Linked DNA regions of Homo sapiens: region 2 is linked to region 1. The links are chromatin contacts, found by Hi-C or POLR2A ChIA-PET in ENCODE. All regions are on one chromosome and are shown on one strand. Each heading gives the region's core, a stretch centred on a gene start or an enhancer-like site at or near the end of the contact. The rest is flanking DNA. Distances are from core to core; before and after follow the strand shown. Region 1 holds the start of FGG (fibrinogen gamma chain). Region 2 overlaps LOC124900169 (a long non-coding RNA gene).

The links. A loop is a pair of places that touch in the nucleus more often than their neighbours do. ChIA-PET counts read pairs that join two places held with the same protein, here RNA polymerase II (POLR2A).
Region 2: a map of endothelial cell of hepatic sinusoid shows a loop between it and region 1 (3-fold over the local background). The contact joins the enhancer-like site here to the promoter of FGG in region 1. A Hi-C loop is called at or near these places in 2 of 168 maps with a recorded cell type or tissue (endothelial cell of hepatic sinusoid and mammary epithelial cell). POLR2A ChIA-PET finds 5 or more read pairs at or near these places in 1 of 52 experiments (activated T-cell).

What each region holds. Positions count from the first base shown.
Region 1 is chr4:154,609,851-154,614,736 of GRCh38, forward strand. It overlaps FGG (fibrinogen gamma chain), which reads right to left and starts at 2,806. Exons shown (of 9, transcript NM_021870.3): 1 at 2,682-2,806; 2 at 2,541-2,585; 3 at 2,168-2,351; 4 at 1,955-2,048; 5 at 217-347. The coding sequence starts at 2,759. RefSeq lists an enhancer at 2,848-4,020.
Region 2 is chr4:154,717,246-154,722,131 of GRCh38, forward strand. All of the region lies in intron 2 of LOC124900169 (a long non-coding RNA gene), which reads left to right. Among named protein-coding and RNA genes, the nearest start is that of LRAT, 24 kb to the right of the region's middle. RefSeq lists enhancers at 1,642-2,841, 1,874-2,375, 3,438-4,002. Within about 2 kb of position 1,991, at least 3 of the 41 ENCODE cell types and tissues checked have a DNase peak (open chromatin) inside an H3K27ac peak, as active enhancers do; they include mammary epithelial cell, where a contact is called at or near this core.

The DNA.
Region 1 (4,886 bases), core at 1,556-4,055:
ACTATTCATTTTCCAAGAATAATTTTCTTACTTTTCACATCAGCATTCCTTTTAAACTGTTTTTTTTAGCTATTCAAGAAAGGTCTAGACAACTGAAATTCTTAGACTTAATGGGTAGCCACTTTCTAAACTATTCCTATACTTTCCAGTACATACTTTCTCCTTTACATTACTTACTTTGATGAACCTAATCCCAATATAACCTTCATCAGTTACCTTTCCCAGTGATATCATGGATTTGCACCGTGTCTTTGCAAGGTTCCTGGCACTGTGCTTCAAGCTGGGCTACCTTCTCTTTCAGGTTAACAATCTTTTGATTATTTGAATTATATATTTCCTGCAAATATCTACAAACAGAAACATAAGATAACAAAAATAAGAAGACAAAAATAAGTATTCCTTTCAGAAGAGTAATTTTATATTTTCTTTGGAAACTGCTAAGTATTTTCTTAAGAAGTGCTTTCTGATAAATTATTCCATTCTTGAGGAAAATGTAAAATTATATTACTAAATTAACATGAATTAAAATTATAAACTTTTTGAAAAAGAAAAACAAATCAAAAAATCAATTAAAACAGGAATACAATGTGGACCTGAATCTTTTTACTTAGAATGGGGCATATTGTCTCAACTCCCAACACAAATAACAAAGTCCTTGTCAATAAGCAAATGTCATTGACATTTTGCTTTTTACTTTATGCATAAGGGACAGCAGATAGCAACCTGCAAGAGTGGCGGGACTGGTTAATAGGAACACCCCCTGATGCTTTAGAAGCAGGAAAAGCTCAGTTCAGTAATTCACATGTGCTGAAGGAGTATACCTTTCACTTGTGGATCTACTGAGGCTATACATATAAGCTTCAATCTAAAATATAACTTACACAGGGACATGATCTGGAACGTTATTGTATGTAAAATAAAACAACAGATACTTCCCCTTTCTTCTTTAATGCTTCTGGTTACATAGCTTTGGGAATGGACTGGGGGAAGTAAAAACCCTCCTTTTGTAGTTACTTACAGGGTGGCTTGCAAATATCCAAAAATGATAGAAAACTGTCTACAATGCATAAACCGTTCTTTCTTTGAAGTAAAAAAGGGTAGACAAACTATTTGTCCACGTTTTCCCTCTACCTTGTCTTAGGCAATTTCTGTACAATAACCTCCTTCAACTTCAATGATGGACAATAATAATGCAAGTAATAATAATAACAATAATAACAAGGGCCCTCTGATAGCAAAAAGAGGAGAAATCTTTCCTGGGCCACTTCTCCCTAGCTACTATTTATCTCAATTTCTCAAGCTGCTTTGAGAAAAATTCAGAAAAAAAAATTGGGGAAAAATATTAAAACTGTATCTGAGACCTTATGTTCAGAAAGTTTATGAGTCCCTGAGAAGCTTTAACAGAGACATTCACTTCCAAATGAAGGGAAGAGACTATGCAGGTTCATTCTGCAATGATCAATATGAGCTTTGCAATATTTGCCACACTTAGTCTCTCAAGACATGTTTCTTCCTGCTCCACATTCAATATAATTTACTTTAGGAGCCAAAATCCTTACTATGCCTCTGCTTGCTAATTTTTTTAACCACCAATTTGTCAGCATTTTTATAAAGAGGATTTTATTTTCAACACCCAAATTCCTATGAGATTGATTTTATGTTGTAAGATAAATGGGGGATGGGGAAAAAATTTTTGATAAATATGGTCAAACTAGCATTTGAAGACATCTAGAACATCTTTCTTCAATGTGATTATTAATAAGCAATTATAACCCAGTATAATTTATATTGCACTAAAAACTTCTATCTCTACTATGCTCAACATAATCAGGCATAATGTCACTGGGATATTATAAATGGGGAAAACACATTAAAAATTACTTTCACTCAAGTATAGAATATTAAATAAAAACTAAATCAGTCTTGCAGAGCAAATTAAAACAAAAATCCTTACCGAATACTTGAGTCATGTGTTAAAATCGATGCTTCATATTTCATAATTTCTTCTAACATTTTCCTGGACTTCAAAGTAGCAGCGTCTATCATATCTGTAATATAGGATCAGAGACATAAAAATCCTTAAGCAAATAGAACAACTAAAACAACAGCAAAAGAACTTCACAGATTATTATTATTATTTTTTGGTCAGTAGTCTTTATTTTCTCACTTGGTTTTGATGATTCATCAGGATTATAAGTGAGTTGGATTGCTTTTATCAGCTGTTTGACTTCTGATGTTTTGTTTTCAACTTGATGTAAGATGTCTTCCAAAGACTGTAGATCCTTGTCTACTTTGGTTTGATAAGTAGACAGGAAATCTGCAATGCCACAGGTAGTTGGACAATAACTACCCTGAAAATATAACAGTGATTAAAAATGTAGACAGATGCTACTCTTAAAATCTATTAAGAAAAATAGGTAAAACCTAGACTATGTTTTTAAAAAGTTACAAGTGCCAGATGATATTTATGAGGGAATTATTTCTATTCCTCTGCCCCTCTCCAGTTCACACACAAAGGGAGAAACATAAAAACTACTTACGAATCTTTCATCTAAGATGCAGCAGTTGTCTCTGGTAGCAACATACTAAAAGAGAAAAAATACAGAAATTTCACTAGTTTATTATCTGTTTTATTTTCCAGCTTTCCATTTTAAACAACGTTTTGTGAAGAGCACACTTACTGCTACACATGTTGAAGAGAGAAATAAAAGAGCATAGAAGTAGAGAATTAAATTCCGGGGGTGCAAGGACCAACTCATGATGTCTGAGTGCCCGGAGCTCCGAGCCTTGTAGTGTCAGCACTGTCACCTCTCAGGCTCCAATTGTCCCTTTATGTAAGCTCCTGGGATAGCCAGGACTGCAAATGGCTGGAGCTGATCACGGGGCCTCCTTACCAGAAGGGTGGGCAGGTCTTTCCCGTTCCTTTTTCCTCATCCTGGCCCCCAACCTATACTGTCAGGTTCCCAGATTTTGCACACAGGTTGAAGCTCCTCCTTTTTGGCCCAGCTCAAGGTTTTTTCTCTGATCCAAAATTATCTGCAAAGGCTAGTGAAGCATTATCCATTGCTGTGAGGAGGAGGGCAGTCCTGGAGGCTGTGTGATGCAACTTCTTCCAGTACATGGCTGAGAGCAAACAGATATGACCTCGAACTAAGCAAACCTAGTCTATCCTTAAGATGGGTCCTGCTGCCATCACCTGAATTACCAAAAGAACTTTCTTAGCTTAGGGATCAGTTAACACTATTATTTTAGCCTAGGGATCAGTTAACATTATTATTTTTAATCTGTGGCTGTGGCAGGAGGAGACTGACTTCCCCCATGTCCCAGTTCACTATTCCCAGGAATGAATGACCCTGGAAATACATTCCTGTCCCTCTGTGTCAACCATGTTCATAGGCTCTCACTTCTCAGGGAGCTTTTGAGCTCAATCTTCCCTTTGTCTGAAGGTGGGCATGGCACCCCATCTGCCACAGAGAAAAGAGCCAGGAGCCCACTTCATTGTTCCTGTGGTTCCATCAAGCTATCTCAGAGAAGAGAAAAATCCACCTCCCTTGTATCTAAGGAGAGTAGAGGCATAGCTGAAGGAAGGGGCAAAATGAGGTGCTGGGGAGGGGCCATCATTTCTGTTTGGCCCTTACAGCATCCTTGTGTTTGGGAAAACATGTCTGTCATCACTGCCTATTGAGATTTATCACTGGGCGTTACACTATTATTAATGTCTCTATTTTTGGTTATCCCTCATTTCTTCCTCTGGAACCAAGCTTATTATAAGTTTTGATGAAATATGTTAGTGGGAGAAATGCCTCCAGTTTGAAAGAAATACTAATACTTTAATTCTGTCTTTACAAAGGTATATTTATTGACTCAAAAACAAAGATAAATATTCATATTCAGTAAATAATCAATAATTATAACAAAGTGAACACATCAAAACCAGATTTGTTGCTTTTCTTCTCCTCCTTAATATATCCCTCTCTGACTTAGCAGTTATTGTCAATCATATCACCATACCACCAGCCAATTAAGTCTCACAATCTTTCTCATCCATCTTTTCCACTCAGCTAATCAGTTGTCAATCAAGTCAGTTGAATTAAACATTTAAGTATTAGTATTCTTTCAAACAGCTCTACCTCAGATAGCATTTGTAGCAACCTTATATTATATGTATACATGCTGTATCCACTGCATTAGATTGTAAACTGATTTCTGTGGCTACGGCATCTAACATATATAGCTGTACTTAACATAGTTGTAGTTAACACTCAATAACTATGTAATGACTTGAATCAGTTGCCTCTGTGAAGAAGAATGGGATGCAGAGGTGGAGGACAGGATTGGAAAAAAAGGCTTTATTTTTCTCTGTAAACTTTCTATATTTAGAATGTTGAATGTATATAAATATTATCTACTAAAATATATATAATGAAAATATGTAATTATTGATCATTCACAAAGATTTACATAGTACACTGATAATTACATCTTGCTAACTTTTTAATATGATTTGAACATGAAAGGTGACTCAGGCATTGCCTTTGCCTTCAAGAAGTGTGTAGCTCAATTGGAGAATGTATAAATAAATAGTTGTTAAGGCTCTGGAGTCCATCTCCCTAGGTTTGAGTCCCATCTTTACAATTTACTGGCTGTGTGATTCAGTACAAGTTACTCAATCTCCTTGAGTTCCATTATCCATGTCAGTAAAAGAGAGATAATACTTATGATATGGTATTTACTTAATAGGGCTATTACTAAGATTTAGTGGGATAATGTGTTGAGCACATTACCCAATTCATGGTAAGTGTTAAGTAAATGTTTGTAAGGTTTATGAATTACCAAATATATTTGGTATAAAATCTATGTAAATAGGAAACTCTTTTAATAGAGCT
Region 2 (4,886 bases), core at 741-3,240, 110 kb after region 1:
CTCAAAAATTTTAAATATTTCTCTTTTATTTCATTTCCACTGTCACCATGCTAGTGTGTGCTTTCATTTAGACCAGTATTTCCAATCTGCTCTCTTGCAGTCTATCAAAGGTTCATAGAAGCATACAAAGAAAATGAAAAGAGTTCTTCAGGAGCAAATATGTTTTGGAGGTAGACACTGGGTCAGATGAAAGTAACTAGGTTTTATTGCTGAGTATCCTCTCTGAACCTTTCATTTAAAAAATATAAATATCTTCTAAGGCAGTATAATATATAGGGGTTTACAAATTTATTTTACAATGGAAGCATTTTTCTGATGCCACATCAATTAACATCTCCTGAGTGTTCCACAGAACACAAGTCTAGAAAATCTAGAACTAGACTACTAAAATAGCATTTTAATTGCTCTCTCTGACTTGAGCGACTATTTTTTCCTAATCTATAATTTAAAATAATGCTTAAACTAGACTTCCTGAAATCCAGCTCTGATTGATAGATTATTATTTTCTTGTTCATCCACACCCCCAAAAAGGAAATTTTTAATGACTCTCAATGACTTAACTAATAAACTTTCCAAATGTCTAGTTATTTTTAGTTTTCTGCCTTTTACAAACACTTCTGTGCCCAAGGAAATTCATTTGTATCATAATAGAGGCATTTTGTCAAAAGACAGCATTGGGGCTTAGGATGCTCCACCCCAAAATATGACTGTAGGTGACCAGAATCTGCTTCTCTGGCATATTTTGAGTGGGAAATTGCATAAATTGAGTGGGAAATTGAGTGGGAAATTCTGGGAAATTGCAGACACAGGAGTAGCTCTGAAAAGCTCCCCTTTTATAAAAGAAACTTACATGTATGAAGGAAGTCTACATGAGTAAAAGTATCTGTACCAGAAAGAGACCTGCTGTGAGACAACTTTTATTACCTAAGAGACTTTTTATCTGCATAATAAGACAATCTGTATTCATCACACATTTCCTCCCCTCACCCTCCTGCAACCTCTCTCTACCATCCACTAGAAGCACCATGCCCCTATTCCTTTACTGTAGCTCAAGATACAATAGAAGCTTCTATCATCTGGTACTTCTTCAAGTCTCATATTTTGTGGGACTCCTGTGTGCACATAAGAAATTAAATATGGTTTTTCTCCTGTTAATCTATCTTCTGTCAATTTCATTGGTACCCCAGCAAAAGAACCTAGGAAGGTAGAGGGAAGCTATTTTTTCCCTCCCCAACAAAAGCAAACCTTACATATTTTATTGCTCTTTAATTTCCATTTCAGTGAGTATTCAGCATTTGAACAAAGTATATTTTCCGTAAGAATATAATAGTTCCTTAAGTATTTGGCATTGAATGATGCTTCTTCTTGTGTAAGTAGGACTCAGAGTTAGATATTTGTGCCCACTTTTAGGTTTCTGAAGGAGATGGTTGTACAGTTCAGTAAAACATATATAGTGGCCTAAAGCTTGTGTCATCTAAACCTGCCCACTTTCTAACTTGAGTATTTAAGCAGATGGGATATATTTATTTATCTCTAAGGATATTGATAAATTTCTACCAGTTAGTTCTACTTTCTCACCCTGTCCCCTTTGTTATTTGTAAAATGCATTTTTTGAACGTCCTGAGATTAGAGCCATTTGTACAAGGGACTGAAAACTAATTACCCTGTGTGATTCCAACCTTGTACTCATTAACAACTTGCTCTAATCAGCTGGATAACTGGCACCAACAGTGTGGGATGTTGAACTGAATCATTACTCCAGAATACAATAATTTAAAAGTAGAATGGCCGTTTTCAGTGTCTGGATAATCTTGGAATCTACACTTGAAAAGCTAAATCCTGGGAAATATCTAGACCTAGAAATACACTTTCTGATTTTGTCAACCAGAGAAGCATGTGGCCACCACATGGCTTACCTTCTGGTCAGCAATATCACCACCGTCCACCCACCTCAACCCTCACACACACATTGCTGAAATTTTCCAGAGAACAAAGAGCATGGTTTGTTATTCTTCTTAATAAACTCACCGTAGAAAGAGTAATTCGCTCTTGATGTTTTCTCTAAGTACCAGGGAACAACACACAAAGCATCTTTCTGAGTATCTTTGAATGACTCATTTCCTGGGTGTGCTCAATCATGATGCAATCAGGAAAGCTGCAATACATTTAAATTTAAGATTTTTATTTTCTGGATAAGTAAAATTGGAGAAAAATCATATTCTTTTCGGAGGTGGGGCATCTGGTAACTTCACTAAGAAGGAAGGAGTAAATATGTTTCTAGTTGCTTTGAGCAAGCCATATGGTGCCAATCAATACCAACATTGGCCAGTGAGAGAGGTGAATTTCACTCATGTGTTTCAAGACTTAGTCTGATCCTCTGTCGTTTCCATTCCTAGATTCTACGAGATCTATTTTCTTTCTTGTATTCTCATTTAATACTTTCAAAAGATTATCTATTATCAGTTGATATTTTCTATTTTTCTGTACATTTCATCAATAATAATTTAGCCAAAGCTAATAAGAAATTCTCCTGAAAGTCTGATCTCTAATGAATACTGAAACCAAGTTCAACACATTAAAGGAAGTAATTAAGAAGGCACCCTATTGGGTTTAGGTATGCTAGGTCAGCCAAAACAGGATTTTTTTATTTTTATGAGTTTTTGTCAAATTTAAAGTATGTCTACATTTTAAAACAAAAATTTAATGAAATTTGTTTGTAGCTATGCTACTCTATAAATATTTATTTTTTAAATTATTCTTCATGTAACTTAAAGATGATTTTTTTTAAAATAATGGCCTAGACATGCCAATAAAAATACCTATTCAATTTGCAAAAAAAGTATTAAATACCACAGGTATTTTCTACATAATTATATATATATACACAAGTGGTATGTGTGCATGTATGTGTGTGTGTGTGTGTGTGTGTATACGTGCTGTGTAGCATACTAGCCATGTAATAACTGTTAACTGTGAAAGTTTCTAAGAGGTCAGTCATCTGTTTCATCACCTTACTTCAGAAAGGGCTGTGCCTGTATTAACCGTGGGGCATGGCTAACTAATGTGGTTTCTTACCTCTTACTCTTCCACCTCTTTTTATTCATTGAAGTCACAGTCATAACTAGCCCATACACAGTGCTCACTGTTTGCCAAGCATGGTTGCACTTTACACATACTGACTCACTTAACTCTTACAGCATCTCTATCAGATAGGTTTTCCATTACTCTTCACATATTACCTTTAAATTCCCTTTCTTTCCCTTGCTTCTCATTTAACCCAATTCTAACTTTAAATAAGCTCACCTGTCTTTATTCTTCTATTCTCTTGTTCATACTTCTTATTTTAATTTTTTCCTGACCCATTTTCCCTACTTGTGTCACACTTTATCTTCTTGACATTTTGCTTTATCTCCCTCTATCACATTTTTCAGTACTTCTGCTTCTCCTGGAATTTTTAGCTGACAGCCATGCTCTCAAGGTGCAAAAGGTGCTCAAGACTCCTGAAACTGAGCCGCTCACTTGTTCCCATATCATAGGAATAAGTGAGGCTGAGAGGCAGGCTGGGTGCCTGGGAAGTCCAGTGGGGGTCAGGCAAGTAACACTTCTAAAGAATAGAGCACTCACCATGTTAGATTGTGTTCAGAGATAATCACTCAGTCAGTCAGATTGCTATTCAGATTAGCAATCTTGTGAAAAGAAAGGCCCAACCTTCCCTGATGAGTATTTCAAGTGCACCCTCCCCAGCAAAGATTCTTTAGAGCACTGCTTAAGAATCTTGCACTTACATTAGAGTCACCTGGAGAGCTTGTTAAAACAGATCTGTAGGCCTGGGGTGGGGATCACAAATTTGCAATTCTAAGTAGCTCCCACGCTACACAGACGCTGTCTGCCCACAGACCACTGTTGGAGTAGCAGTACTTTACAGTTTATATATTTTTCTAATTTTTGGTTTAAATAATTCTGGATAGAGTTTAAAGCCAATCATCTGTACTCTCCTTCCAGTGGCACTGATCTGCCAGACAACTGTTGAGTGACATTCACTCATTAGATTCTGTTTTGTGGCTAAACAACACCAGTTTCTTTAGCTTTTTATAAAATCTATTTTGTAAACCTTGCAGCACTCTTACATCTCTCTTTCATGCCTTCTACCAGTTGTCTACATCTTCCTCCAGTGTAGATAGGCAAACTGAACTGAATCTCTATATATTTTAAATTGGAAAGAGGTTTGATTCAGACTTGGTTTTGCAGATTAACTTTTGGTTCCTATATATTATATTTATTAAACAAAATATGTCCTTATTTAGCACTTACATATAATGTAAGTGCTAAATACATATAATGTACTGCACAAAGTGAACTGGAGATTTAAAAAAAAAAAAAAGAACTGAGACACAGATCCAGAACTCCAGTTGCTTTGAAACTCAGGAGGAAAATAAAACAAAACAAGACAATAACAAAACAAATCACAGAGAAATAGAATTTTGGGAACTAGAGTGGACCAATTAAATACCAAGCATTGAGTAATAATATAAAACTGGAACAGCAATTCAAGGGAAAATAATTGAGTCAGTCGTGTTTAACTAAAAAAAAATCAGGCCACAGATAAAAATTTTTCATTTGTATATCAGTACCCATATAAATATACTTTCTATCTATGCCACGCAGTTATTGCTGGATACATAGCCCCTTTTTCGTCCTTATTTATTATATCCTACCTCCTCCGCTACAATTTAAGGCCCTTCAGGGCAGAGACGATGTCTCACACTTCATATTACCAGCACTTAATATAGCATAAGTATATATTCCCCACTTACTACTGATTAAATATGTGAAAGTGAGTACAGAGGACATAGGCTTATTGGGAAATTAAATGGTCACTGTATCAT